Regions from separate parts of the Mus musculus genome. Here all the other regions are linked to region 1. A link is a loop called in an ENCODE intact Hi-C map of the cell type or tissue named here. Cell type or tissue: heart. All regions are shown on one strand.

Region 1 (4,000 bases):
CTTAACTCAAAACACTATAAACATGGAATTATCAAAGTGCATATTTTTCTCTTTTGGTTGTTTGTGGATTTTTCCTATGTTTTACTTAATAAAAATAATATTTACTCTTAAATCATGTTTTATCTTTCTCACTTCTCAAGTGAATGTTTCTTGTTTCTCCTGTATGGTTTGCTATCTAATTTCCCAAGAGTCATTTAATAATATTTTGGTGTTTCTTTGATTCACCACATGGCACTGGTTATTGCTGATTATAATGGGAGATCTGGCTCATTTTCTTAAAACATTATTCAGAATAGCTTTCACTTTTACCGAAAATTGCAAAGATAATAGAACGAGTCATATTAACCCCACTCCTAGTGTCTCTGAACATCTTACATTAGTTTGATTTACTTCTTGAAATTAATGAACTGGTGTTAATACACTATTATCAAATAAAATCCATACTTCAGTAAAATTAAATTTCTTTTCACCTAATGTCTTTTTTTTTGATGACCTAATATTTCAGCCTTTTCTTTGGGGACCCCATCTAGGATCCCCCACTGCATCTAATCAGAACTCCTTGTGTTGATCTTAGCTGTAACAGTTTTATGATTCCAGGATGTTGCGTGATCACCGCAGCATTGAGCTGTGTTAGTCAGGTATTTTGTTGAGTATCTCTCAATTTGGCTTCATCAACTCTTCCTCCATGGTTTAATGTACAATGCACTGAGTTGTGCTCAATCTCAGCGAGGGGTGTGGAATCCGCACAAATCGTGTGAAACCCTATCTGGGACGTTTACTATTTATCTCATCATTTATAGAACATGGTCTTTTGAGTAGGTATTGTTGGGTTATAGACATATTGGTTTATTTTTGTGGCCCCAAAGAGCCATTTGGAGCTTCTGTAGACGGATTCCCACGCATCTTTGATATAATCCCATCCTTATTCCTTTTGAACTACAGAGCTATAAATCACTTTATTTACTAGGATTACCTGATACTTTTTAATGCATCACCATGATTCAATTTTTAAAAACGTTGAGTGTCTATTGAAAGCAGGGCCTTGGATTAGAAATATTTTTTAAATCTCTTATGGTGTCTCTTCAGATTTAAGAACAGGTGTGTCCTTTTCAGTGGAGAATCGTTTCAGTGACACCGAGGCCCACACAGTTTACTCCAGCATGACCCAACTTGGGCGCTTTATTTACCTGGCTGTGTTCATAACCAGAGAATCTGCATGCAAATCTTAAGGACCCCTTCATTTTCTTCATGTCTAAGTATGCATAACAAAAGTCCAGAACTTTGGGAGTTGGGGGGGGGGGTGCCAGCCCTGGGTCCAGCCCCAATACTACTTAGTTTCATGACTGTAGTGACAAAATAACACAAATTACTTTTTTTTTTATGATACCTTGTAGATACTGGGTGCTGATTTTAGAAAATGCACATCATTGAGGATGTAGGTGTCTCATGGTGCCCTTAAACTGAACACAGAGATTTGACCCTCTTGGTTTGCATGATGTCATGGGGCGTGGGGGGTGGGGGAGCGTTGTGTTGAATGAGAAGGAGCCATGCTTAGCAGTTGAATAAAACATTGGGTAGACTGCCACCAGGTGGCAGAAGCACTCTGATTGGCAAGGACACTCCTAAAGGACTTGCAGGTAATTAGCCAGCTCTTCCTCTTAGTCACTGCTTCAAGTTCAGATGACAGGAACAGGTCTGAATGTACAATTGAGCTTTATAATTTCCTATCAAGACACCAGCGATCTTTCAGGTTCCCAAGCAGAAGTCTTTGAGTTATTTTTGTTACATCTGATCTTTTATTTATTGAGAGATACTGCCTGTTCTGACCGGCTCCCCCGCCCCCCCCGCCCCCTACTTCTTTGCTCCTTTCGCAAAACCTCTGATTCAGATGTACCAAGAAAAAAAAAAAAAAAAAAAAAAACTTTAAACTGAATGCAACTTTCCAAGTCTGAGTCACTGCTTGTGAATTTTTTTTTTATTTGAGACCCTTCTTTCACCTCACCCATGCTCTGCAAATAGGAGTTACTTTTATGGTTCAGGGTTGGAGGTATTGTATGCAATATATATATATATATATATATATATATATATATATATATATATATACATACATACACACACACATATATACACACACACAATAAATATATATATGCACAAAATATATATGTACTATATATATATATGCACTATATATACACACATATATACACACATATATACACACATATATACATACACACACACACACAGCCACTCTTACACCAGACTCTATCTCTTCCCTCCTAGTAGAAAAAGCCTTGTCACAACATGGAGCTCTGCTCTGTTACAGGCAATGGCTAGGCACAGTAGGGACTCATGTGCTTCTTGCAGAGGAAGTCACGAAAACATTGGTCCTGAGGTTGAGTCTGAAGGTAATTCAAACAGTTGAAATGATCATAGAGGTGGGTTGAGGGGAAATGGCGTGATCTTTCAAAGCCCGACACTGTTATTTAGGTGTATAGGGCAGTGGTTAGAAATGATATTAAAATAAAGGGGCAAGAGACCACATTATGGGGGTGGCTGAACGACATGCAAAGAAGTTAGGACTTTATCTTTTGGGCATTGTTGTAAGGTCTAGAAAGAATAATAAGAAAGATAGACTTGCATTTCAGAAAGATGCCCCCATGGTTTTATAGAGATTCATGAGAGGGGAGTAAGATCTACCGCATGGAAACCACATTGGAATGACCACAGAGCCTGGATGGGTGGCGGGGATATTTAGACCTAAAACAAAGTAAGGAAAGGGCAGAATAGCACTTGTAAGTCAGCAAAGAATCAAGTCTGATTGAGGTAAATGGCTGGGTGGCCACCAGGTTCCTGGCTAAGGTCACTGGATGAGTGGGTGGTGATCTCATTCATTAGGACAGAGGATACAGCAGCTAGGAAGATTATATTGGTGATATGAGAAGCTAAATTTATTTTGGGAGCATTTTTATCTTATGTATGCCAATCAGCTTCACATATATATATGGAAGGCATCAATAAATGATGCATTATTGAGCATTCATCCTAAAAAGTCCCAAGGCTGTTTCTTTCCCACGGGTTTCTTCTTTCTTTTCCCACAGTCTTCCCAACATGAAATTTCTGTGGCTTATTTCGTGTACCTTTTAAAGCTTTTCTCACAGGGGAGTTCCTCAGTCATTGTAAAGGTTTCAATATAAACTCTACAAGCAAAGAATCGGTCCTTAGTCTAAAGGAGCTCGGTGTCCATGGCAGAACTGTGGCTTGGTTAACTGCAGTGTTTTCATGGGACATCTGGACAATGGGGATCTATCTCCTTTTGGGTAGGAGGAGTTGGAGAGAGCTGCTGGGGAGAAGCTAGGCCTGGGTAAAACACTAACAGATGACAGCGCTGGAAACCTAAAGGATGCGCAGATGATCAGCATTAGGAAATGTGCAGCTGAAAATGCCCTGCCTCTGTGTATTCAGCCGTGGCCCGTCTTTGCAGTCTTTTCTTTTGAGGCGGTGTCTAGAGAAACCTTTCTATCCCTGGCTTGTTGATCATGAGTAGCTTTGAACTCGTGATCTTCCAGCTTCAGCCTTCAAATTACTATATGCCACCGTGTCCAGGCAGCCTTGAGCCATCCAGATCAGCCTTTGGGTCCGCTCTCAGAATGACTGTTCATTTGACAGGTCATATGACTCTTATTCCTGTCCTCCTTTACCCACCCTGTACTCACGATCCATTTGGTGGTGGGTTTTAAATGCCAATTTGTATCTTATTCTCAGCTTAGCTATTCTGGACTCACTCCTAAAAACTCTTTGTAAATTTTACCACTTCCAAACCTCCCTAGCTTCCATTTTGGTCATGCCCCATTGGCCTGGGAGGTCCTCATGCGACCTTGTGAGGCAGTATTCCTAAAAGAAACTAACTGTATAGTAACAAGGTATTTCTATAATATGTTCTGAGGAGTTTTTATAGACTAAATAAACTCCTGATATTGAAAATCCATGGTGA
Region 2 (4,000 bases), 130 kb after region 1:
TCCGGGGATCCATCCCATAATTAGCCTCCAAACGCTAACACCATTGCATACACTAGCAAGATTTTGCTCAAAGGACCCTGATATAGCAGACAAGCAATTTGTAAAAGTACCTGTCATGACCCATCATGTATCCTATGGGCTACAAAGAGTACATGATCCTAATGTTAGCTCACAGAGTCTAAATTGTACTTTTCTTTCTGTCCCTCTGTCACAACATAAAACTAAGAATATTGTCCAGAGTGCCTTAATTCTCCTGTCTCCTATTAGGGTTGCCACTGCCTCAACCCTGACAAATAAGGTCACATTTTGTACCCAAGACACCATAATGATATATTGAAAGACTAGGATTTGACCCAAAAATCTACATTGAATTCCAGCAGTTCTGGTGACAAGAAGGCCAAGACAGATTTTCATTTGCATGACCCAGAGCCAACTCCTGCAATTCTGTGGTGTTTTCATTCTAAGCAAAGCACAGACAGTCGCCACTGGGTGACCATTGCTCTGCTTTGGGTCATCTGTCCCTATTGATAAGTACCAATGCCATGAAATTGTGAACTGACTCAATGATATGGCCGTTGTTGCCCTGTGTCAGGCAATGGGTTTTCTGTACATGGAATCATTTCACATTCTCTAAATACTACTAAATTAACTCCAGAAGTTTAAGGATTAGGCCATGGCTTTATTATCTCTAGTTCTTAGCTGTCACCCTGAGGAACAGAACACCTATGAAATGTGTCAATCATAATGGGGCTTATGAACATTCAGAAAGGATGAAAATAACTCCTGTTAGGTCCCATGGGCTTGGAGGTTCAGGCATATTATCTGGCCTTTAGGTATTGTTCTTGTGGAATGTATACCCTTTATTGTGGGCAGTGGATGGAGCCAGGAGTGCATGGATGACCTTTCTTAAATATCCTTAGCAGTGAACATTTATCCATTCTATGTGGTATGGGATGCTGGCCAGAAGTCGGTGTTATCGCTACGACACGAGCTGGGGTTGATTTTTCTGGTTTCTTCACCCGCAAGGACGAATTTACAAGAGAAATGCTCACAGCCTCTCAGAGCTTTAGTGCTAGATGTTCACAGAATCTACTACGTCTTGCATTTGGCTGCTGTGGGAAAAGATACCTGAGACAGCACTGGGGGGAGGCTAGCAGGAGGGCCAGACTTGTCACACTTATTCAGCAGATTAAAGAGCCTGAGAGGTCTTATCAGTATCAGCCAAAAGGTATGACTCAGCCAAGGGGAATGAACAGTGAAAAAAATAATAAAAAAAACCAGATTCACTTTATAGAGCAAGCATTCTCTGCCTTCAGAGAACACTGGGCACCTTTTTACCCCATCCCCCTGTGGCAAAATACTTTTCTCATCTACAGAACACTATGTGGCTCCATTTACCTAAAGCCTGTTACACGGTTGCTTCGTCAAAGAATGCCCATCTCTGGTTTTCTTTTCCTTTCCTTTCTTTCTTTTTCTAGTAAAGCCATGTAGGGGATATGGAGTGTAACACCTGAAATAATAGGATTTTTACAGGAAATAATGTAAATGAAGCCTTTCGCCCTTAATGACCCATGATAAAATGCTCTTGTTACCCGAGCTCCAGCAGCAACTCAAGCAGGTTGCCATGGTAACGTCCAGCTGCTCCTTGGCTCTTTGCTTAATGATCAGTGTGATGTCAGGCTCTCAAGATAACCAGAGGCTCAGACAAATCTTAACAGCGGCCACAACAGTCCACTGGGGACTTCAGTTGTGTCTGACTGAGGGCTCCTGTGTCCAGGTCTAATTAAAACATACTCAGACCTAGACTGCAAGTGCCCGAGGCAGAGAATCAGGTCACCTTTCCAAGTTCCCTATTCACTTGCTTTGCTCCACATGATTGCCCAGTTGGAAAGACGCCAGAGCCTGGCAGCCACAGCACATCACTATGCCCAGTGCTTCAAACACACCTGCTAGCCAGCTCTCCCTGGCATGGGGAGATCATACCAAAGAAGGTGACCTTTGGTCCCCTCTTCCTGTGTTCCTTGCATGACTCTTTCAGCCGTGGTGAAGCCTGGAATTCTTACCATGAAGCACAAGTTGATTTAGGGAGCAAACCAGGGACGGAGGAACTAGAACATTCACTTAGAATATACTTTTCTTCTTCATTTCTTCTTTTCAGCCCCTCTTGAGATAGTTTAAAAAGCATTCACTATCTGTAGGCCATTACTAAAAACACAGAGAGTACGGTTGAGTAAGGCTTTGTCCCTCTTCTCTAGGAGCCAGATGAGATCAGGTAGACGTGTATAAGCTGGGGTTTGAGACATCTTCCTTAAAGGATACCAGCAAGGCTGTCTAGAGAAGAGAGATTAGACTTTGAGGGAATTAGTAACATGGTGGGAGGGAGAGAGGGAGAGAGGGAGAGAGGGAGAGAGGGAGAAAGAGACAATGTGATACAGTTTGGAAGCATGATCTTGTATGTTTAGAAGGCTGCAATGCAGACTAGCTGGAGTTTTCTCTAGCTATCTTGTGAGAAGACAAGAGAGGAAGGCTGGGGCCAGAGTGAATTTTTTGTTTTGTTTTGAGGGCCAATGAGAGATACCTAAGGCTCTTAAGTGGGGAAAGGAAATGGTGGTTGATATTTAAGAAAATTACTATCCTTACGGGTAAGACCATGAACAGAGACAACAGGAGATGCGGGGCCATTAGAGTCACAGAGGGAGTCTGACCATAGAGACTACCTATAGGTTTATGTCCAGCATATGCATGTACATGTGTGTACTCCTGTGTCTCTGTGTATTTCTCTGTGTGTGTCTCTGTGTATGTATATGTGTGTGTATGTGTGTTTGTGTGTATGTGTGTGCATATGTGTCTGTGTGTGTATATGTGTGTGTCTATGTACATGTGTGTCTCTCTGTGTGTATGTGTGTGTCTGTGTACATGTGTGTGTATATATATGTGTGTGTATATGTCTGTGTCTGTGTGTGTCTCTGTGTATGTATATGTGTGTATGTGTGTTTGTGTGTGTGTGTGCATATGTGTTTGTGTGTGTATATGTGTATGTCTATATACATGTGTGTCTCTATGTGTATATGTGTATGTCTGGGTATATGTGTGTGTGTGTATATGTGTGTTTGTGTGTGTATATGTGTATGTCTATATACATGTGTGTCTCTATGTGTATATGTGTATGTCTGGGTATATGTGTGTGTGTGTATATGTGTGTTTGTGTGTATTGTATATATGTGTGTGTGTATGTGTGTACATTGTGTGTGTGTTTCTTGAAAAGGAATCAATCTTCTAGTGCCAGGCCCATCCATCCATACAAGAATGGACATATGATCTCAACCCATACCATATAGTTCCCTACTCCTGGTTCTCGTGTGATAGGTCCAGATGAGCATCTATGCAGTCAGCACCATGTTTCTCTGATGAAATTCAGAGACAGTCAGATAAATCCAGATTTTTTTTTTTCAAAAATGGAAGGTTTTGCTTTTCAATTTTCGGAGGCAACCTTCCTTTCTAAGTGGAGAGGGCTGTCTGATTACTAAGCCAATGCACAGAGGAAAAGGAGAGGTAGGGAACAAAGCTTTACTAATGCTGCTTGGGCCATTGCCTTGTAAAGCACAGAACCCGCTGTTTGAAGCCATGCACCAGAAGGTTTCGCATCCCTTCTGCCTGGCAAGTATGAGTTAGCTTTTGACTTGTGCTGGGCTTCCTGACTCATAAACCAGAAATTCTGACGGAAGCCTGAGCTGAGTCAGGAGAGGATGCAGAAAAAACTACTCAGGAATCAGACAGAAAGATGCAATGGTGTGGGTGAGGAATTTCAGCTTTACTGATGCCCAGGCACCTGATTTAATACAGCAATGATTCCACTTGAGAAGATGTTGAATATGTTTGGAGAGTGTTTCAAAAAATATTCTGGGGTGGTGGTGGGGAGCTGGAGAGACGGCTCAAGGGTTAAAAGTGCTTGCTACTCTTATAGAGGACCTGGGTTCTGTTCTCAGTATCTACTACTGCA
Region 3 (4,000 bases), 56 kb after region 1:
TGTTTTGAAAGGCCACAAGTTGATCATGAACACTTTATTTCTTGTGGGAACGAGATGGGTGTACCCTAGAGGCAAATATTGTTTTCCCCTTGTGCCATTTACATAGTTTCAAGTAGAAACTATTTTATACAAAAATAAGGGGAATTAAGAAAAATTGGTGTGGTTAACAGTCAAGGATGCATGCTAGAGAATGAGGTAGTTGTGTAAGGAGTGTTTTTGATTTTATGCCTTTTAAGCTGAAGAATGGCCTGATAACTACAGGCTGCCCTTGTGAGGTAGAGTGGGTTTGTGGGTTGGATATTTGGCCTCTGTTCATATAAAAAGACTCTGACTGTGACTAGCATCAGTTGAAAATAAGCTGCAGAGCAAGCATCTTGGCAGTGGTACCCAAAACCTTCTATGGCTATGAAACAAGCTGTTCAGACACTTGGTCTGTCCTTTCAGCCCTGATGTCATCTCCCTCATGTGGCCTGGCATCCATTAAGCTTCCAAGGTAGAAACTAAGTCTGCTTCAGAGTCCTAAGCAAGCAATTGCATCAAGAGAAAAGGCAGATGCCTGTGGGGCCGGGCATGGCTGGCAGGGCCAGGGACGGGCTCCTTGATGTTTAGTTGGTGGCAGGATATACCCTGGGAGTTGTTAATTGAGGGTGGTTTTGATTGTCCTCAGTGGCACTGTCTTCCTGGCAACTGAACAGGGTCCTCTGAGTCATAAGGAAATCAAGTTTTCCTTCTGATGACTTTCAGGGAGCAATCTCCCTACTGGGCTCAGGTGGAAATGGCTTTGTGACTGATTGTCATTCCATCCACGGAATCTGAAGCAAATGATACAGAATAAGATAACTAAAGAGCTCCTTATGCCCCTCGCCCCCCGCCGCCCCCCCGTAACAGAATAGGCAGGCAACAAGGCTAAGCGCCAGTTCTATTATTGACTGGACTCTAGAACATCGAGACTAGGTCTAATGCCAATCACTGCATTAAAGTGAAGCAACCAGACCCAGAGTATAACCTACACCATTCTCAATTACAAGTTCCATACTCCACCCTGACACCTGACACCATATTACACCACAGCCACCAGAGCAGCAAGAATCCCCCATCTCTGCACTTCTGGTAAGACCCACCTTCTATTTCTAAATCAAACAGGAAGAATCTACGGGTCCCATCTTTTTCTGCCTTCATGGTAACTTTGGTCTGGACATTTTTTTATCTTCTCTGCTTTGGCCCCTTTATTCCTCTAACAATAACCACCTAAATCAGTCATCCTCTCAACAGGAAGTGAAATTATTGAGCACTAATGATGATCAAACATATGAAGCATGAGAAAAAAAGATTAACAAAAAGCTCTTGGTCCTATGTTGCCATGTAAGTTTAAATCCTTGAGTGGTGTTGGATAGTAAATGAAGAATCATAGTATAAATACAGAGCAGTAACTGTGATGGGGAGGTGGCAGAGAGGCATACAGTGTGATTACATCCACAGAGAGACATCTAGGAGGAAAGCCAACCAGGAAGACTTCACAGGGAACACAATGACTCCACCGAGCTGGGCTCTCAAGGATGGAAGAACCTGGAGTTCTTGGCAAATTGGTCTTTTCCCTTATGAGGCCATAACGCAATACCTCCTAAGTCAGACTAGAACCTGAGAAAGCAAGGATCCTGTCAAACACGAGGCTCTCGTTCAACAGGCTCATCTACCCATGTTGGCACACAGGGCCTCTTCATTAGAGAATAAAAAGACAAGTTTCACTAGACTAAAAAGACTGAGACAGGCGCTCTGCTACGGTTGCTGAAATGCTGCTTGATAATTATATAATATCACTGAGTCCTGTCCTGCCATAGAGAATTGTCAGTGACTTTCTTTAAACATTTTCCTCTGATGGCTTTTCTGTAGCTTCCCTACTAACGCCTACTTCCAATCACTTCTCCAAGAGTTCAAGGACATTTGGGGCTTTAAGGAGTAGCTATTTCCTTTCTCCTCACAAAGAAATCTGCTTTTAGCCCACAACTAGAATGGACTTGGCTATTTAATTCCAGTCCCAAAGGAACGCTGATGTGTAAGTATAATTGTCAGGTGACACATTCTGCTTTCTGGAACTCCCAGGATAGAACTTAACAGCAGTGAGCAAGGGGACAGTTTGGCATTTGTGGTTGGAGAGTCTGATTAACAAGCTCCTTTCTAGGGAACAAGGAGTGCCAGCTGCCTGGCACTGGCTACTGACGTTCTGTGAGGGACCTTGGCAGGGATATGTCGCAAACCTCCCTGCAGAATTCCCCAAGCTAAGAGAAGCTCATGAGTCACAAGTTAGACTGCTCTGGCAGGCTCCTCCTCTTCGAGGGAAACTTGTGTGGCTCAGGAATTATAAAAAGGAAAATAAAAAGCAGCTATAGATTGGGGAGGCAGTACAAGGATGTGTGAGTATAGAACGGGGGTTCCCAACATTCCTAATGCTATGACCCTTTAATGCAGTCCCTCATGTTGTGGTGACCCCCCCCCACATGAAATTATTTTTGTTGCTACTTCATAACTGTAATTTTGCTATTTTTATGAATTGTAATGTAAATATCTGTGTTTTCCAATGACCTTAGGTGAGCCCTATGAAAAGATCATTCAACCCCCAAAGGGTCTCGACCCACAAGTTGAGAACCACTGGAGTACAGAGATGGAACGGGATACAAATGTGTAGATGCTGAGTCCCTATTCCCAGGGAGAATGAATAAAGATCAAACTTTAGTTCAGACTGTTTAACATTTCTTGCAATTGATCAGTGAAGTCCAAGTCACACCCCAGTGCACTCACACATTAAACAGGGTTGATGGGTTGTCAAATAAATTAATGTGTGAAATAATCAGCTTAAGAACTTCACATGTAGGAGGAATTCAAATCATTGCAAAAACTAGTGGGGCTGGTTGATGTTGAACACAGGAAGAGAAAGTTTAACTGTATTTACCTAAACATACACACACACACACACAAATTTTGTTTAATTTTTCACATGTGCTGTTTCCTGTGATGTCACTGTGACTTTTCTTTGTCCACTTTGATGAATTTATTTAGTTTTTAATTTCTAGTGCAAACAAAACATGTTCATGAATAATTCAGAAGCTAGAAAGCAACAGAAGGGAAGAGAGAAGGTCACAGGGAAATTCTAACCCAGGTGAGTGTTCTTGAGAATGTTGTCCACGTCCCTGCAGGAACCTCTGTGTGTCTCTAGAATAGACAGTGATTTTTAGCTCCATACTTGTTACAAGGTAAAACGCTGTCATGGTGGAGTGAACGCATAGACACCCTTTGTTCCTTTTGCAACACAGCAAAGAACTCTTGTTCATTTAGTATGTCCTCGGTGTGCTTTATCTTTCAGATGATGGTTCAGTGAAGAATTTGCTCATGGAAGGGGGAAGATGGAGGTGGGGTGGCTCAGAGGGGTCTGACTCTTCTGCAAATGATAGTAAAGTTTTTGGTTGACAGTAGAGAAGGATGCTGAGGAGAGACCACCTATTATGATGTCGATAAGAGAGAACACAGGCTCTGTAGAGGTGTGCTGCTGTGGGTTAGGAATCACACATCCCTTCTCTGGTGTTTTCTGAAAGTTTGCTAACTTTTTGTTGTCAGGCTGTTTGTGTGATGCTACTAGATTGGACCACAGTGTCATGTGTGACTTCTTTGATTTACACATAAGTGGGAGTTTCTCAGTTTCATCACTATTTCATTCCTTTGGTCATACCTGTGTGATAGAACTTCTCTCAAGTCAACAAGTACAATGTACAAGGCCTGCTTCTGTAGACACACTGCATCTCCTGTAGGAATACCTCCTTTTAAAGAAACGAATCCCCCATTGGTAGACATCTTGTTTGTTTTTAATTGTCCTGAATACCTTTGCCTTTCTTTGACTCTGTATGTGATAAGCTCACTGAATAGATAAAGTCTAAATTTTAGTACATAATGCCAACAACAACAAAATCATGCTCTTCTATTGCATAACCCTACCCCCACACAACCAGAT
Region 4 (4,000 bases), 280 kb after region 1:
CTCCCACCCAGGCCCAACTTTTGCGTTTGTCGCTCTTGGACATGAATAGCCACCATCCAACGGGTCTCTTATGAAACCAACATCTATGCTTCAGTTTTTCTTTCCTCTCAAGGCCAGCATGGTCTTCGTGGGCTCCCAATCTCCTTTCACATAACCCTTCTGCAGCCGCTTCTCTCTACTTCGGTCACTTGTCCTTTGGGGGTCACTAATCCCCTGGGATGAGGGAATCCCTGCCCATCTCACGGTTCTAGTACTAGGAGCAGAGCAAGCTGTGAATTCTCTCCTTGCTGGGTGCTGTCTGATTTTCTGCGACTAGCGAAGACAGGCAAGTCTCCCTTGGATTTCATTTTTTCATGCCAGCATTTTTGCAGGTGTAAAAGCTGATGGAGACAGGGGAAATCTGAGGAAGTGGAACATGCCACAAATAGACTCGGCATGCCTCGAGAAAAGAAATGCAGAGATTTAGTAATGGTCCCAGATCTAAAGGGCAGCGCTCTTACCTAATACGCCTATGCTTTGAGCTAAGCAAACAGGTTTGCCATCTCCTTAGCAACCAGAATACAAACATGTCTTACCTGAATTATCCAGTCTCTTTGCCAAAGCCACTCACTGTGAGTGGGGGAGGAGACAGGTGTTTGGTGAAAGAGTCCACATAAAGCACATATCATTCTGTTGGATGGGGCGTTCACCTCCCAACCTCATTAACACCTCACTTGTTTCATTTGCCAGCCATGGCCTAACTTCTGGTAAAAGGTTAATATAAACTCACCCTTCTGTCAGTCAATGACATTTAGGAGACCGATTTAAAAAAAAAAAAAATTCTGCAAGTTTTTTTTCTGGAAAGTTCTATTTATAATGACACCATTAAATGGCCAAAGACAGTAATTATAAATTGCCTCCTCTGCATGTGCAGGTAAGACCTTCATAGTCAACACTGTGGCCCTCTCCCACCATCCCCCAAGGGACTTCACATTCCTGCTTGTTCTGTGACAATACAAGCCATGCAAGGTACAAGGTATTTGATTCAAATCATGTCCAAGGAGCTGCTTGCTCTGCTGAACTGTGGAAGTGAGGCTAGAGAGATGGTTCAGTAGTTGAGAGCACTGACTGTTCTTCCAGAGACTGGGGGGGGGGGGGGGAGAGGAAGAAGAGAAGAAGAAGAAGAAGAAGAAGAAGAAGAAGAAGAAGGAGGAGGAGGAGGAGGAGGAGAAGGAGGAAGGGGAAGAAGAAGGGGAAGAAACAGGTCTCTAACACATAAGAGTCTGAGAGACTCTAGAGAGACTTCTCTAGAGAGAAGCAGCAAATGAAGTAATCCAATCCTGAGACCATGACAGCCTCTCAGAGCTCCATCTAGAATGTTCTTTGTCTATGACTCTCATCGTCTTTGTCTCCCAAGGCTGGCTGAGTAGCGTCTCAGTGTGGCCTGCAAGGCTGCTTTTTTGAGCAAGCCAGTCATCACAGTGAATACTCACTTCCACACTCAGCCTGCCCCTTCTTAGAAGAGCCTTCCTGGGGGGCAGAAGGATGAGACGGACGCCAAATTGGGGCACAGGAGTAAATATCAGGGTAGGAACCCCAGTTCTTCAAAACAAATGGGAAGCAAACATGGGAGAAAGCGGTGGGCCACCTCCTGCCCCCTCCCTGAGCTGGGTCTTTTCAGGATGTTTGAAAACTCTGGGACACAGAAGTTACTTGTGAATGGTTGAGTGTACCACACCCGTGAGGATCTGGCTAGGAATGCTAGGACCTCTGTCATGTGTGTAGAAACCTATGTAGTATTGCAAGCCACGGAAGCTACATGTTAGCCTAACCACAGAACAACTGCCAAACACAGGTCTGGGAGGAGAGGCTGCTATCTTCCACGAGTTGAGATGAGGCTTTAGCCCTCGGAACTCATTGGGTAGAGCTTGTAAAAAAACAAACAAATAAACAAACAAAAACAAAACAAAAAACTGAGGGGCTGAGGCAGTGAGGAAGAGGCGTAATGGAAGAAAGAGGACCACCTAGCTCAATTGCCAAAGCTCTCCTGGTGGCAAGATCTTGGTGTGGGAGGGAAGCTGGGCCATGAAGGACCCAGAGATGCATCACAGGCAGCCTCCTCATAGGATTCCGCCAGATGGTGTCAAGCTGCCAAATCCAGAGATAGAGACTGGCCGGGTGGCTGCCTCTGCCCTGCCAGACCTGGCGTGGCGTGGCAAGTGGGATGATTCGTTGACAGACACACACTTCACACTTGGAAGTGGGAGGGGAAGGTTTATGGGAAATGATTGCGAAATAACCTCTCTCCCGAACTGAGGTCCTGTGCAACTCCCAGACTGTTGTACCTACTGCTATTAATTTACATAGCACGTATTGTACGCCTACTCAGCTGGAGTAAATAACATCCAGTGATGGGAGGCGACAGTAGCTGCCTGGCAGGAAGCTCCCGGATTCAGTTTGTGTCAAATACTTTACACGGGGTATGGCTTGTGTTGTCACAGAACAAACAAGAGTATGAAGTCCTTTGGGAAGGGGAAGGTCACATAGGTACCAGCACAGGTCTCACCCTCACATGCAAAGGAGGCTATTTATAGTTAACCCTCTTTGTCCATTTAGGTGTCTCTCTATAAATAGAACTTTCCAGAAAACCTTCCTAGCAATTTTCTTTTTATCAGTCTCCTAAATGGTGTTGACAGAAAGAGGTGAGGTTGCACTAACTCTTCAACAGGAAGTCAAGGCATCGCTAGTAAATGAGACAAGTCAAATACTGGTCTCAGCTCAGTGCGCCTACCATGGTGGGCGGTGTTGTTTCTAGTCCCATTGTACAGAGGAAAAATGTGAGGTATAGTTTCTCTGGTCTCCCAGGAATACAAGAGCCAAGACATCACACGTTTTAGCTGTGTGGAGTCACTCTACGTGTTTCTTGCGTTTAGTTTTAAACCAGTGTTGTACGAGGCAATTGAAAGAGGCCAGCAGGGACCAAAAAAAAAAAAAAAAAAAAAAAAAACCTCTAAAGAAGATTCTAGTCTGAGGGAGAGAGAAAGCAGTGCCCTCTTCACCACATATGGGCATCTGGAAAATATCAGACTGTTAGGTTCTCCTGGTGACTATGGCGTCAAATGAGGAATTATCAGCCCCCTTCCCCTGTGCTAAAAACTATTAAACTGGCCATCAAACATAGAGACATGCATTCGCACAGAAGCGTTGAAAACAGGCATTGAACCTGACCGGCACTTCAGGGTGGACACACCTTGGCCCAGGTGGTCCCTCGAGCAGCCTGTGTATGAGAGACTTGAGCTGGAGCAGTTATCATGCTCAGAGTCCCACCAGGATGGAGTCTGCTGAGAAGGGAGACACAGGATTCCTGAGGGTTGGCGGTGGGCTTCGCCCCACAGCCGCCTTATGCTTTGTTCATAGAGGAGAGTGAATCCTGTGTGATATTCCCAGCCTTCCTGCATTCTCCACACTTCATCTTTTAAAAAAGAAAAGAAAAATGATCTCGTGGACAACACGATGATGCTAGGTACCCCTCTGCAGATGCTGGTGCCCGACTGAGAACCTTCCGTGCCAGCTATCCACCCTGCCATGCTGTCTCTTGGTTTACAGGATTCTGGAGGATTCCATAGAACAGCCTCTGTGTTCCAGGTCAGCCCTGTTTAGTTACGTCAGCCTAGTGTGCTTTGCCTACAATTGTTATTTTGCTCTTAAGAAATAAAATAACTGCCAGGCAGTGGTGGTGCATGCCTTTAATCCCAGCACTCAGGAGGCAGAGGCAGGCAGATTTCTGAGTTCGAGGCCAGCCTGGTCTACAGAGTGAGTTCCAGGACAGCCAGGGCTATACAGAGAAACCCTGTCTAGAAAAGAAAGAAAAAGATAGAAAGGAAGGAAGGAAGGGAGGGAGGGAGGGAGGGAGGGAGGGAGGAAGGAAGGAAGGAAGGAAGGAAGGAAGGAAGGAAGGAAGGAAGGAAGAAAATAACCCATAATGTAAGAAACATTGTGAGCCAGGCCCGGTGAGGCAAAT
Region 5 (4,000 bases), 500 kb after region 1:
GAGGCTGGGCCACTGCCTTATCCCGACACGGAGTGAATGGGTCCAGAGCAGGGCCGCTCACAACCTGGGGCCCTTCTCCTTCCCTGGCAGTCGTGTGGGGATGTGGCTTCTCTCCACGCTGGCAGGGGAGAGAGAACGAGCTAGCGCTGGCATTTCTGACTGTATGAAGAGCAATCAGCACCGTCTGGATTTAGCTAAGGGATGCACTAGTCGTTTCCAAGACATGTCGGTTTTTGTGCAGCGCCCACATTGAGTACAAGTAATTTTAAATCAGTACATACCATAGCTTGCTCTATTTTGTTGTCGATAGCTACCACACTTGCACCAGAGCTGGAAGAGAGAATAAAAAAAGAGAGATCATCGATAAATGGAATTGATCTTTAACATCCAGGATAAGGACAGATCTCTGAATTCGAATGACGTTACTAGCATCCTATTTTGAGTATTCTTAAACGCTCCAAAATGCATCAGACTCCAGAAAATACCAGCCATACTCTATCCAGGCATTTCCCTATTTTAAGGAGCCACAAAGGACTAAATTACATAATGGAAGAAAGCCTGTTCTCGAGCCAGATCTACGAAAATAAGGATCTTCTGGCCATTTCAAAAAGCAACATCTATGTCACAGTAACCCTAGGCATGGACAAAGGAATTCGCATGGCTATCCTGTACCTGTAATACCGCAAGTCAATTTTACTCCGAGTCAATTTAAACCAACTATCCCAGCTGACATTTACCTATTGTCAAGTCTCACGGAAGCGTTTTCGGTTCCCAGCAAAGACGACAAGAAAGAAATGGAAAAATGTCTCAGTTGGTAAACTCCTAGATCCATCGCCACTGGTCTACACCATTGGGATTTCATGCAATTGCAGCCAAATTAAAAAAACAGCCCCGTGGAAAAAAAAGAGAGAGGGCGGGAGGGAGCAAGCTCCAGCAGCCTGGTTCAAACTAGATAAAACCGCCTAGCTGTCTGCAGCTCAGGGCGTGAGAACGGTGGTGCTGGCTCGAGTGACCCGGCGCGTCTGCAGCAGCTCGGTCCTACTCGGCTGCCGGCTCCACTCCTCTAGAGGAGGCCGCCCGGCCCCAGCGCCACATATAGGCGGGGAGGCGCCGCGCCGATTGGCCGCGCCATAGGCCCGCCCCGCGCTCCCGGGCTGCAGTCCCTCCCGGTGCCCGCGGCGCCGGCGGAGCGGGGAGGGGAGGAGAGGGAGGGGGTTGGGCGCCACCTCCTCCAAGGCTCGCTCGCGTCAGGGTTCCCGAAAGCTCCCGGTGCCCGCACGCTTACGTCTAAGGGAGTAAGACCCCGTCTCCAAAGCAGTCCCTGCGGCGGCGCTCAACCCTGCCCGCAAGCTTGCTCTTTGCAACCAGACCCAGCCGAGCTACTGGGCATGCCCAGTCCCACCACTAAGACTCAGGAACGCCGGCGTCTCGATTTCAATTATTGGGTTCTTACAAGAAGCACTAACGGGAGGCTACAGAGGCTGTGTTCTGTGCAAGGATAATAATCCTGCTGCAGGAATTCCTTTTTCATGCTAATGAAATTCATAGGAATATTACATTTGCCTTTTTGGTGGGAGATAGCTCCACATAAAGCTTATCAGTTATGTACAAAAAAACCAATATTGTATTTTTCTTTGGTAGGCAAATAAACGAGTCAAAGGAATCTACAAGATGAAATGCAGGGAACCTTCCCCAAACGGCCCCGGAGTTGTAAGCCTTAAAATCTCATTACCCTAACTGCATCAGTAATTATGTCTTCTTCCATTTATTGCTAGAAAAAAAAATCAATCTACAGGTCCAATCCCAAACAGATCTATTTTCTGCTAGTCCCTAGGGCCAAGGGTTCTTGAAGTGAGATCGCAATTCCGCCAAGACGCAATGCTCCGTCTTCTTAAATCGGAGAGATTGATACGTCAAGGACGTTTTCCAAAAAGCATGCAATTCCTTAATATGTAGCCTTTGCTCATTTGCAGTGTGGCCTGAACCAGTAAAAATGTGGAGAGAATCTAATGGTGGTTAAAAATAGTTCACCAGTCAAGAGATGCTGAAGGCGCTCTTCACCTAACAGTCACAGCGAGCAGATTAATGCCATCAAATCATGGTCCTTAGATAAGAGTTAACCCGGAGCAAAATCAACTCTAATAATTTAAATATCTGTGAAGATGCATCAATGAGGATTAACATACTATAAAACTAAGGGCAGACGTCTGATTACAGGTTATATACAGTCGGCAGTATGGTCGAGGAAAATTTAACCTCTGCAATACTACCCTCTAGTGGCAAAAGACTACAATAACAAAATAAGTACCAACAGTTTGGGACCTCTCCATAGGCAAGTGGTACTCAAATAATTCCAAAATAAAATCTGACTATGATACATAAATACACACTCTTACACTCACGTGAAGAGTGAACCCCTCCTCTATCAAGATGAGGCTTCCCCCTCAAGGAATAAACTTTCCTAAACTGCGGTCAGAGTCTCTTAGACAATCTCTGAAGTTTACCCAAGGCTGGAGGGGGCATATGGTTTCAGAAACTGCATTAATTCAGTTAAACGCCAAATATATTGAATACAGCACAAGAAGAGGAGAGTAATTCTCTTCTGTGTTGAAAAATGGGCGTCGTTACAAAACAATATTCTTTTTATTGTGTTTCGTGTTAGGCTTTGCTTCTGAACAAAAGTGTTAGTGTATTTGTAGTTTATGATGTGTGCTGTTTGAAGGCACCGCTCTCAGTAATGGGAAACAAAGGCGGACTGGGCAATCCTAGTGACTCGTGAAATAGGATGGAGCTCCTATGTCCACGAGTGCTAAGTGGGATTATTAGTTTCTATAATCTTAGAGTTAACATTCTAACTATCAATCTGTATCTTTTTAAATATTTTAGCTGAACACCAATTCCAGAGCAAAGACTATCACAGAAAGGTACACTGTAAATGTAAAAGAGCTAAACACAGAAATAAAGGCCGCTCAGGACATATGGAGAAATGGGGTTAAGAGTCCCAGCTGCAATGTAGAAGGATTACATGATTTTATTCTTCATGTTGTTCTTGAACATAAATAAAAGAGCTAAGTCGGTTCTGTTTCCTACCATTTTTAACTGCATGACTACCCACAGTATTAGCAACAGAAGCAAATATGAACAACCACCAATCTGTCTAATCCACTCCCCTACTGGAGAACTGGCTGGAAACAATGGAGGCTTTTCATCTCTTACACAAATGTGCTGAATTCCCTTAAAAACTTTTTATATGAACGGAAGAATAAATAATCTAAACCAAAGGCAATGGAAACAGAGGAAATCTTCGCGGGCTCTAACCACGGGGTCAGCACGTCCGAGGATGCCCCTTGAAGGTTCTCCTGTTTACCAGATAAGTATCCAGGAGTCTAAATCTAGTCTAAGTATCCATGTCTGAGACCCCAAGAGGTTGGCTGAGGTTTTAAAGAAATGCAACAGCCCTTCCCGAGAGACTCCCGAAGGTGTGGGCCATACAAGTCAGCCTCACCAAGTCTATACATACAGGGAAAGGTATAGACATTTGAAATTTGCTGTTGTGGTCCGCATGAGTGTTTGAATGGATTCTACTTCAATCACCTCTGACTCTTGGTATCAAATGTGGGGAATGAGGAGGAGAACCGAAAAGGTCTGTGAGGGGCTAAGGTGACTGGAGCACAGGAAGGGTCTGTGAGGGTCTGCCTGACGCAGAGACCCGCACACCTACAACAACCTCTTTTCCCATGGAGACACCTTGTGAAGCTATAGGAACTGCCAAGGAAGCAGGCAAGGGATGCATCTTGTAAAATTGCTCGTCTAGGTCCCACCCCACCCCACCCCACCCTTGCCCCCAATCACCTCACTTTCCCAGGTACCTAGGAAGCAGAAGTAGAATACCAAGTTTAACAAAACCACAGATTTTATGGCCAAAGAAAATGTGGTGAGCACAGAGTCAGAACTGGAGATGGGAACAGAAACAAAAATCCTACTTAGCCATTAAACATAA
Region 6 (4,000 bases), 230 kb after region 1:
ACAGTGGTGTTAGGAAAGAGGCAGGCGGTCACGTGTTGTCTAGCAAGATTCGGTTCACTCATAAAATTGAAATTGCTTCACCAACCATGAATCATCGTCTTGTGCTCAGAGCTGCATCTAGTCTAAATCAGCTTTGCTGCTTCTAAGAGTATACATAATAGGCCCAGGAGAAAGTGGAGAACAAGCAGTAATGAACCATTTCAAGGACTTCAAGAATGCATCTTGAAATTACCAAGATGTTCACCTTGTAACCAAACCATTATACTTGGAGGATTGTATCCTAAGAAAATCATGCTAAGTGGAGGGGAATGTGTAAAAGGCCTTTATTGTTCCATAGTGCCACAGAATTAACAAAAGCTCCCAGGAAACTGGCTGCATATCCAGTGACAAAAAGTATTCTTTAAGAACATGGAACAGTATGCAGCTATAAAAATTAGTTACATGTACTTCTGGCCGTGGACCTGGAAACACAGCCACACAATTATGGAAAGGCAGCTGCAGAGTAATACATGCAACACTGTGTAATTACATTTTAAGTTGCAAGGCTTAGTGGCCCCAAATGCATTCCATCCTTATAATATCATTGAGGACTTTCAAGTGGTTCATCTGTAGATCTAGAATATAAAGCAAAAGGACGTGGGGACTGTACACTAGGTTGGTTTCCATCTAACTCTCTTTGGAGATAGGAAATGAAGTTTACATCATATTGTGGTTGTTTCCATGAGATATTCTCCATAAGGCTAGGAATTAGAATACATAGTCTCCAGTTGGCTGCTGTTTGAGTTTGGGGAGGATTAGAGGGATGACCGGATGGATGCAAGGGAGGCTGGAGGGACTTGGAAGTCTCAAAAGACCTGCCCCATTTCTAGTTAACCCTCTCTGCCCGGTTTAAGACCTAGCTCTCCATACGCTCTCTGCTGCTGTTCAAGCTGCCTGCTGCCCACTGCCCCCTCTGCCTGCTGCCTCCTCTCCACCATCATAGACTCTAAACCTCGGAACCTGTAAGACCAAAATGAACTCTTCTTTTTATAAGCTGCTTTGGTCATGGCACATTATCACAGCAATGAAAAAAAATAGCTAATAAATATGTACCCTGGTCTGCCCAACCTTCCACTGTCCTGGTAATCCTCCCAGCACAAAAATATCATAAGTCTGCAGAAAAATCTCTGAAAGTTGGGGTTCCCATGAATGGTAAGGTCAAGAGTCAGGATGTGTATGTGTGTGAGTGTGTGTGTGTTTGTGTGTATTTGCATGTATGTCTATGTATGTATGCATGTATGTGTGTGTATGTATGTATGTATGTATGTACGTATATAACCCTAGACCTATAGAATCTTGATTTCCAGAAAGTTAGTAATAGGAGATGAAGAGAGAACACATATTTAATAAGCATCTCAGATAATTTGGACACTCTTCCCTCTCTTTTAAGAACCCAATTGAAAAAAATTAAAACATACGCCCTCCTTCTACTACCAAGAAGCAATTGGTAATGATAATAGTAACAAGAGCACATACAACAAGCCAGAACACCAACCCAAGGGTATTCACCTAAGCAAGTTCATTTCATTCTTACAACATCCTACAAGGGTTGTGTTAATTATTATCCCCAGTTCATGAAATGAGAATAGATACATAGACTAAGAACCATTACACAACAAGTCATAGATCCTAGAAGAAACCTGGGAAGTCTAGCTTCACTGCTTATGTTGAGAGATGTAAGTCAGAAAATGGGAGTGGGGTCAGGCTCCAGAGTGCAAGGACATTTGCCTGTGCAGTTTCTCATGTATCCTGTTCCCCAGAGCTCATCCACAGCTGCTTGCTGGTCACCAAATGAGTTGCCTTTGAACTGGTTGTGTCACTGGAGAAACAGCTCAGAGGAGGCGTGGTCTAGCATGTCTTTCCCCCAGTTTCCCCCTGCCACGGAGACAGATTGCTTCCATAAGCAGGGAGCTGGCTGAGCTTACTGTTCATTAGATGCCTGCAAACATGAACTGAAGTCTCACAATTTCTACTGCTTTCTGACCGTTGTTCCTAACAAGTGCAGCTTTCCAGAGCTGTTGGTAAAATTAGCCTGTGCTCACGTACAGGCTGTCTCTGAAATCACTGCCCGGGGGAGGAGGAGGCGAAGGAGAGAGCGTACAAGTGTTCTCTTCTCTCAAGACTTGTTCTCAGTTGAAAGCTTGGTAATTAAATCTCTCTCACTTCAAGAATTATGTTATTAGGGGAAACACCCTTAACACTAACGACTGCTTTTGCCACTCTGTAACGTGTCTTCCACTCAAATAACTTAACCTTCTGAACCTTGACCTTGTCATTTGTGGAATGGGAACATTATTTGCTGCCCTACTGATGTGACAACTTGCACATTTTTCTCTGTTCTAGTTTCACTTCCTTGGTGGCCATCCATAAACCCAGAACTCACTCATTAATTTATTCAACCTACATTGTTTCATCTAAGAGTTAGCTGTGAAAATGCACACACACATACACACTCACACACATATATACAGACAGACACAAAATCGGAGATACACACACAGACACACAAATGTACACACATAGAGACACAAAACACAGACACAGAAAGAGAGACACACAATACACAAACAGATGCACAGAGACACACACATACACAGCACACAGAGACACACACACACATACATACACGCCACATGCATAGACACACACACATACACACAGACATACACGGCGCGCACACACACACACACACAAAACACAGAAGGAAGGGGTGCAGAGATGCAGAGAGGCACTCCAGATTGGAAAGGAACGCTAAAGGCAAAGAGAAAAGGAGACAGTTAAGCACACAGTGTGAACACGGACCTACAGTGTGTGCCCTCATGTTCCAATAGTTTTACATGGTGTCTCCATTCCATTGTAGGTATTCATTTTTAAGATTTCCTTAAAGACAGAACCATCTTTGCCTTTTCTAGGGTATGACCCTTAGCTGACACTTCTTGCATGTTCTCTATCCATAGAAGCTTGGTAAGGAGTAAGGATTGCAAGAATTACCACAGATCCAGACAGTTAAAGATATAGACATAGATATAGACATAGACATAGACATAGACATAGACATAGACATAGACATAGACATAGGCATAGGCATAGGCATAGGCATAGGCATAGGCATAGGCATAGGCATAGGCATAGGCATAGGCATAGGCATAGGCATAGGCATAGGCATAGGCATAGACATACACACACTACACACACATACACACAGAGGGAGGGAGGGAGGGAGGGAGGGAGGGAGGGAGGGAGGGAGGGAGGGAGGGAGGGAGAGAGAAAGAGAGAGAGAGATGGATGAAGTTCTTTAAAACCATGCCTGATAAGATTAACCTCAGATGTTACACATTGCATATAAAATAGAGGTTACACATGGCCTATGATATTATTTTAAAACTAATTTCTCAGGGGAGCCTCTCTAATTCACAGTGTGCATGTCGACATAGGAATGCTAATAATGTTTTTGATTTGTAAATGTCTTGCCATGTAATGTTGGATGTATCTTCGAAGTACCTGAAAAGGTAAAGATGTGAGACAACAGGACCCCTTTCATAAATGAAAAGACCAGAGGCGACATGTGGTAATTCACCAAAGGTTTCTCAGATTCCAGGGTGTGCACACTTGCCTTTTCCATCTGAGATAGATTACTAATCAGGGAAGAAAAATGTTTTTTTTTTTTTTGAATTGCCATTTAGATAGGAAGAACTTCTTATATTCTGGAATATTGCTGATAATTCTAGAAATAACTCACCCTCACCCAGTCACATGTTAATGCCATGCACACTAACTGGAGATTCTAGAAGGTGGCCAGTGGCCAGTGGACAAAGAGAGAGCGCTGAACCAGCAATCAGAAGGCCAGAATCCCCTATCCACTGCATCTTGAAGGTCAACTTTAACTTGGTCATTATCCTGAGGTGGTGGGAAGTTCTGTAAACGCTTTAAGAAGAAGAATGCGGTAATGAGCCTTTGCAGC
Region 7 (4,000 bases), 130 kb after region 1:
GTTTTTTTTTTTTTTTTTTTTTTGGAGTCAACTAAGAAAATGCATTGGCTTTTCATATTGCCATGTGGCTGAGAATCTGGGGGAGGGCATGGGGGTGAGGGAAATGCTGTAGAGAAACCACTACAAAGCATAGAGGCTATAATTTTAAAGTCTATTTTTGACCAACAGAAATTTTCATGTTGTTTAGAAAAGCATCCCATATCAAGGTAGTCAAAATATCCCATTGATTATTATAATCAGCAATGTTAAACATGGAGTTCACACCCCCTCTTTAAGCCTAGGTTATTTCTGACCGAATGTGCACTTGAGCTATGGCCAAGAGGATGCTAAGTGAAGGAGTCAGGAAGCAGGGATGGAATTTCCGGGGCCCCATTGAAGTGTAGCAGCTATATCACCACTTTTTTTTTTTTACTATCCATGAGTAATGATTCTGGAATTTGACGATGTACCTTCATCAAATTTCAATGTCTCTGTAAAATCAAAGGGCATATGGCAGTGGACCAAACCAAGAGCTCCGAGTTATTCTTAACACAAACAGCATGTCCTTTGCCCTGTAGTGTTTTCAGCCAAACTCATGCTGCATACACAATACTCACAGAATATACGGGATAGTTAGCAGCCATGAGGTTGCCTGCATGAACTAGCTGTCTCTGCTTTATGAGTTTGGGAAGGAGATGGGAATTCAGGTTTGGTTACCCATGGGACATTTCACCAAGCTTACTCAAGCTCACTTGAGAAGGGCTAACCCTTTCCCCAAACTGGTAACAGGTTGGATATTACATATCACACAATAATAAATTTGATAAAAAGGTGGGTGTGCACAGGGATAATTTTCTCATAAAGAGATCCTTCAGAATTGTAGAATGCTCACTGAACATGTCCAAGGTCCTAAATCTAATGAGAGGGGGGCGAGAGGGGGAGAGAGAGAGAGAGAGAGAGAGAGAGAGAGAGAGAGAGAGAGAGAGAGAGAGAGAGAGATTGACTTTACAGTAGTTTAAGGAATACTAATGTGCTCAATTTTTTTCTCCTCTTAATGCAAAATATTCTCTCCCCTTGTTCTTGTCTTTCCTTCCCACCCACCCCCATATTACTTAGAAAAGCATCTGTAGTCAGGGGTGCAATGTCATTAGACCCCCTACTAAAGTGAGTGAAAGTCACCCTTTTTGTAGCTCTAATGTTGGAACCCTTTTCTCCCTTGATTTTCTGTGTTTGTGTGTGTTGGTGTTAAGGTGTATGAAGACTGAATGTGTGCAGGGTTATATGGGGGAGCCAGAGGGCAGTCTGGAGAGTCTGCTACCCAGGTGCCATCCACCTTTACATAATACAAGGGGTTTTATTTGTTTTGTTTTGTTTTGTTTTGTTTTTGATATAGGGTGCCTTCCTGGCCTAGAAGGCACCAAGCATGCTAGGTTGGCTGATCATCGAGCCTCTGGGAGCCACTTGTCTCTCTTCCCCCACACTAGTAGGCATCTAAGCCACTATGCTGAGCTATTTTTTTTAACGGGTTTTAGGTATTAAAGTCAGGGCCCTCTTTGTAAGGCAAGCATTTTACTGACTGTTCTGTTAACCCAGACAAGAGGCTGTCGATTCCATAACCGGTCATAGTCTTCCTAGGAACCGAATGGACCGGTTATTCCCTAGAGTAGGACATTTGATTGTGTGCCTTCCTGGGCACCGTTTGATGAATAACACCCCCTAAACACTTGCTGATAGACGCACTTACAGGTCCCATAAAGGAAAAACTACGTGTCTATTATTTAATCCCCATCCCTTCCTCATTTGTCCACCAGATGGCAGAACAGGGGCCAGGATAGAAGCTAAAATATTTTTGATTTGCTAATGTAGTAAGTATGAAGTTACATTAAAAGCAGGAAATAAGCACCTAAATGTAAACCTATGACTTAATGTCCATTATATTGGCAGCATGAAAATATATTGCAAAAAAACCAAGATGGTGGAAAACTTAGGTACTAAGTAAGTTAAAAGTTCAACAATGAATTGAAGGGCCTGGATATACTGTTACTCTTGTGCAATGGGCAGAGGGGACAGGAAAGTACTTAATGAAGGTTCTTTCCCGAGCCTACTTTTGAACCTGAAACTAGAAATAGAAAATGGTCTCTTTTCTTCATGCTGTGACAGCCCTGGGCCTGGCAAGTGTGACATTCTCTACCTATATGCAAAGTTAATTTTGAAACAAGCCCTTTAAGTTCAACTCAAGGGCAGCTAAAGTATATAAAGAAATATTGAGTTGGGGCTCTGGGGATCATTGCCCAACATAAAGGCGAGTCTGTGTGCTCACAGCTGGTAAATGTTTAACACAGTCCGTGTTATTAAGCATTGCCCAAGTTTATTTAGCAACCTCTTAAACAAACAGGGGTGATGCTTTATTATTCTCATCTAAATGGATTTAAAGTGGAGGGCACAAAGAAGATAGGCTGGCTTGTTGATATTCTCATCGGTGTGTCTTCTTCACATGTGGATATAAAGCTTTGCTCCTGGATTTGCAGAGGTTATCGTCAGAGAGACATGGCCATGAAGCTGTACCTTACAGAGGAAGGGCCAAGTGGAGTGAGATGGTTTTGAGAATATGTATATCAGGCAATAACCCACACGAGAGAAATGGAAAGTGAATTTTATGACAGCGGTTGTAGGACATTTTAATCCTCATCTTGAGGTGCACACCGAGTCATAGCTATTTGCTTAGCCACTCTACTCTCTAAGGCCCTGGCTTTAACCTTTTCTGGTCACCATGGCAACAAGGACACAAATACAAAGGCCATAGCACTCTCCAGCACTGTGAGGAAGAATTTCCCACTGTATACACAGTACGTATAGTTGACCTAAGCATAGCAGGAAGAATGTGGTGTAATTTTAAACACAGTAAATTGAGTCATAAAATGGAAGTGGATGCAGCTAGGAAAATGTTACCAACAAAGGAAGGGAAATAGTGCTGTGTTGCCGTTCCCACTAAAGCCCACAGTGCCCTCCCTCTTCTCCTTGCCTGATATAAGGAGAACCATGAAAACAAAGCATCCAAGCTTTGATTTTGCTTTTTTTTTTTCCCCTTAAGGCCCAGACCTAAAATAAATGATTCATTTCTAGGCCAACCATAAACGAGTGATCTGAGATGCTGATCTTGAAAGCACTTCATCATTTCCAATCACTGGCTGAAACAGGCTCTGCTAAAAATCCTGTGGTTCACTCCGCATTTCCAGAGAAGCAGCCAAGCTCTGGTACGGCTCTGACCTGATTCCTGGACGAGGCTGTCTGAACGAAGCATCTGTAGAAAGAAAGGTTGGAGCTGACTGTGGAAGGAATTATGGAGCCGTCCCTTGTGTTCAGTCCTATGCACTAAATAATACTGGGAGAACTTGAAAAAGGATATGGGGATAACAAGATTCAAGCAGCTTCCCTGGGCAGGAATGAAGAGCCACAGAAGAAATTCAAAGTTTAAAAAGACTAGACAAAAAACCAAAAAAACAAAAAACAAAAACAAAAACAAAAACAAACAAAAAAACAAGAAACAAAACAAAATAACAAGAAAAGCGGCAGCATTCGGGGACTTCTGCCAGACCTGAATTGATTTGTTTCTCAGTTTGACTGATCAGCATGGGACAAGCAGCCATCATTATTGAATCATTTTCTTTGTCTTGGTTTGACTGTTTGCATTTTTTTAGTAGGGGAACTTGGGCGATAGGCAGATACAACGCCACTGTACTTGACGTGAGCTGCCATGCCAACTGAGGGAAGGAACCAGAGCTCCTTTTCCTGCGACTCCCATTTGTCCCTCAGATACCTGCCTGTATTGAGAGCTGTATTGCGAAGCACAGCCCCATCAGTGCTGTTGTAGTTGTGGGTGTTGCGGTTGTGGATGTCATTACTCAGTCCTTCGGTTCTCTGCTGTCTACAATGGGTGTGAGGTTAAATAAATAACGAGTGGTTATATGTATGTCCACCGCCTAACACCTACCATTGCATGGTTCCCAAAGAAATGCCAACA

What was found. A loop is a pair of places that touch in the nucleus more often than their neighbours do. Peaks named below come from ENCODE experiments on the same cell type or tissue, not always from the same donor. Only the 100,000 strongest peaks of a DNase experiment are listed, where the experiment ranks them.
Region 2: it touches region 1 in a loop (4-fold over the local background); 24 of 42 quality-filtered maps call a loop at or near these places.
Region 3: a loop joins it to region 1, with 2.3 times the contacts of the local background. A loop is called at or near these places in 6 of 42 quality-filtered maps.
Region 4: a loop joins it to region 1, with 4 times the contacts of the local background. A loop is called at or near these places in 3 of 42 quality-filtered maps.
Region 5: a loop joins it to region 1, with 11 times the contacts of the local background. A loop is called at or near these places in 29 of 42 quality-filtered maps.
Region 6: a loop joins it to region 1, with 3 times the contacts of the local background. A loop is called at or near these places in 9 of 42 quality-filtered maps.
Region 7: it touches region 1 in a loop (4-fold over the local background); 24 of 42 quality-filtered maps call a loop at or near these places.

Annotation. Positions count from the first base shown.
Region 1 is chr14:77,006,036-77,010,035 of GRCm38, reverse strand. No RefSeq gene overlaps it. Among named protein-coding and RNA genes, the nearest start is that of Lacc1, 29 kb to the left of the region's middle. In heart, a CTCF peak has its summit at 1,596 (motif pointing right); a DNase peak (open chromatin) is centred at 1,595.
Region 2 is chr14:76,880,738-76,884,737 of GRCm38, reverse strand. No RefSeq gene overlaps it. Among named protein-coding and RNA genes, the nearest start is that of Gm30365, 45 kb to the right of the region's middle. In heart, a CTCF peak has its summit at 1,695; a DNase peak (open chromatin) is centred at 1,897; H3K27ac peaks cover 965 bases.
Region 3 is chr14:76,949,819-76,953,818 of GRCm38, reverse strand. No RefSeq gene overlaps it. Among named protein-coding and RNA genes, the nearest start is that of Lacc1, 85 kb to the left of the region's middle. In heart, no CTCF peak of the experiment used is centred here; a DNase peak (open chromatin) is centred at 2,198.
Region 4 is chr14:76,730,028-76,734,027 of GRCm38, reverse strand. No RefSeq gene overlaps it. Among named protein-coding and RNA genes, the nearest start is that of 4930431P22Rik, 28 kb to the left of the region's middle. In heart, a CTCF peak has its summit at 2,087; a DNase peak (open chromatin) is centred at 2,197; H3K27ac peaks cover 2,224 bases.
Region 5 is chr14:76,501,579-76,505,578 of GRCm38, reverse strand. Tsc22d1 (TSC22 domain family, member 1) reads right to left here. Exons shown (of 3, transcript NM_207652.3): 2 at 282-330. Among named protein-coding and RNA genes, the nearest start is that of 4930444M15Rik, 17 kb to the left of the region's middle. In heart, CTCF peaks have their summits at 1,174 and 2,271 (motif pointing left); a DNase peak (open chromatin) is centred at 1,028; H3K4me3 peaks cover 2,272 bases; H3K27ac peaks cover 2,208 bases.
Region 6 is chr14:76,776,794-76,780,793 of GRCm38, reverse strand. It overlaps Gm30246 (a long non-coding RNA gene), which reads right to left and starts at 83. Exons shown (of 3, transcript XR_874837.3): 1 at 1-83. In heart, no CTCF peak of the experiment used is centred here; a DNase peak (open chromatin) is centred at 1,893; H3K27ac peaks cover 1,399 bases.
Region 7 is chr14:76,873,975-76,877,974 of GRCm38, reverse strand. No RefSeq gene overlaps it. Among named protein-coding and RNA genes, the nearest start is that of Gm30365, 38 kb to the right of the region's middle. In heart, a CTCF peak has its summit at 1,781 (motif pointing right); no DNase peak of the experiment used is centred here; H3K27ac peaks cover 2,183 bases.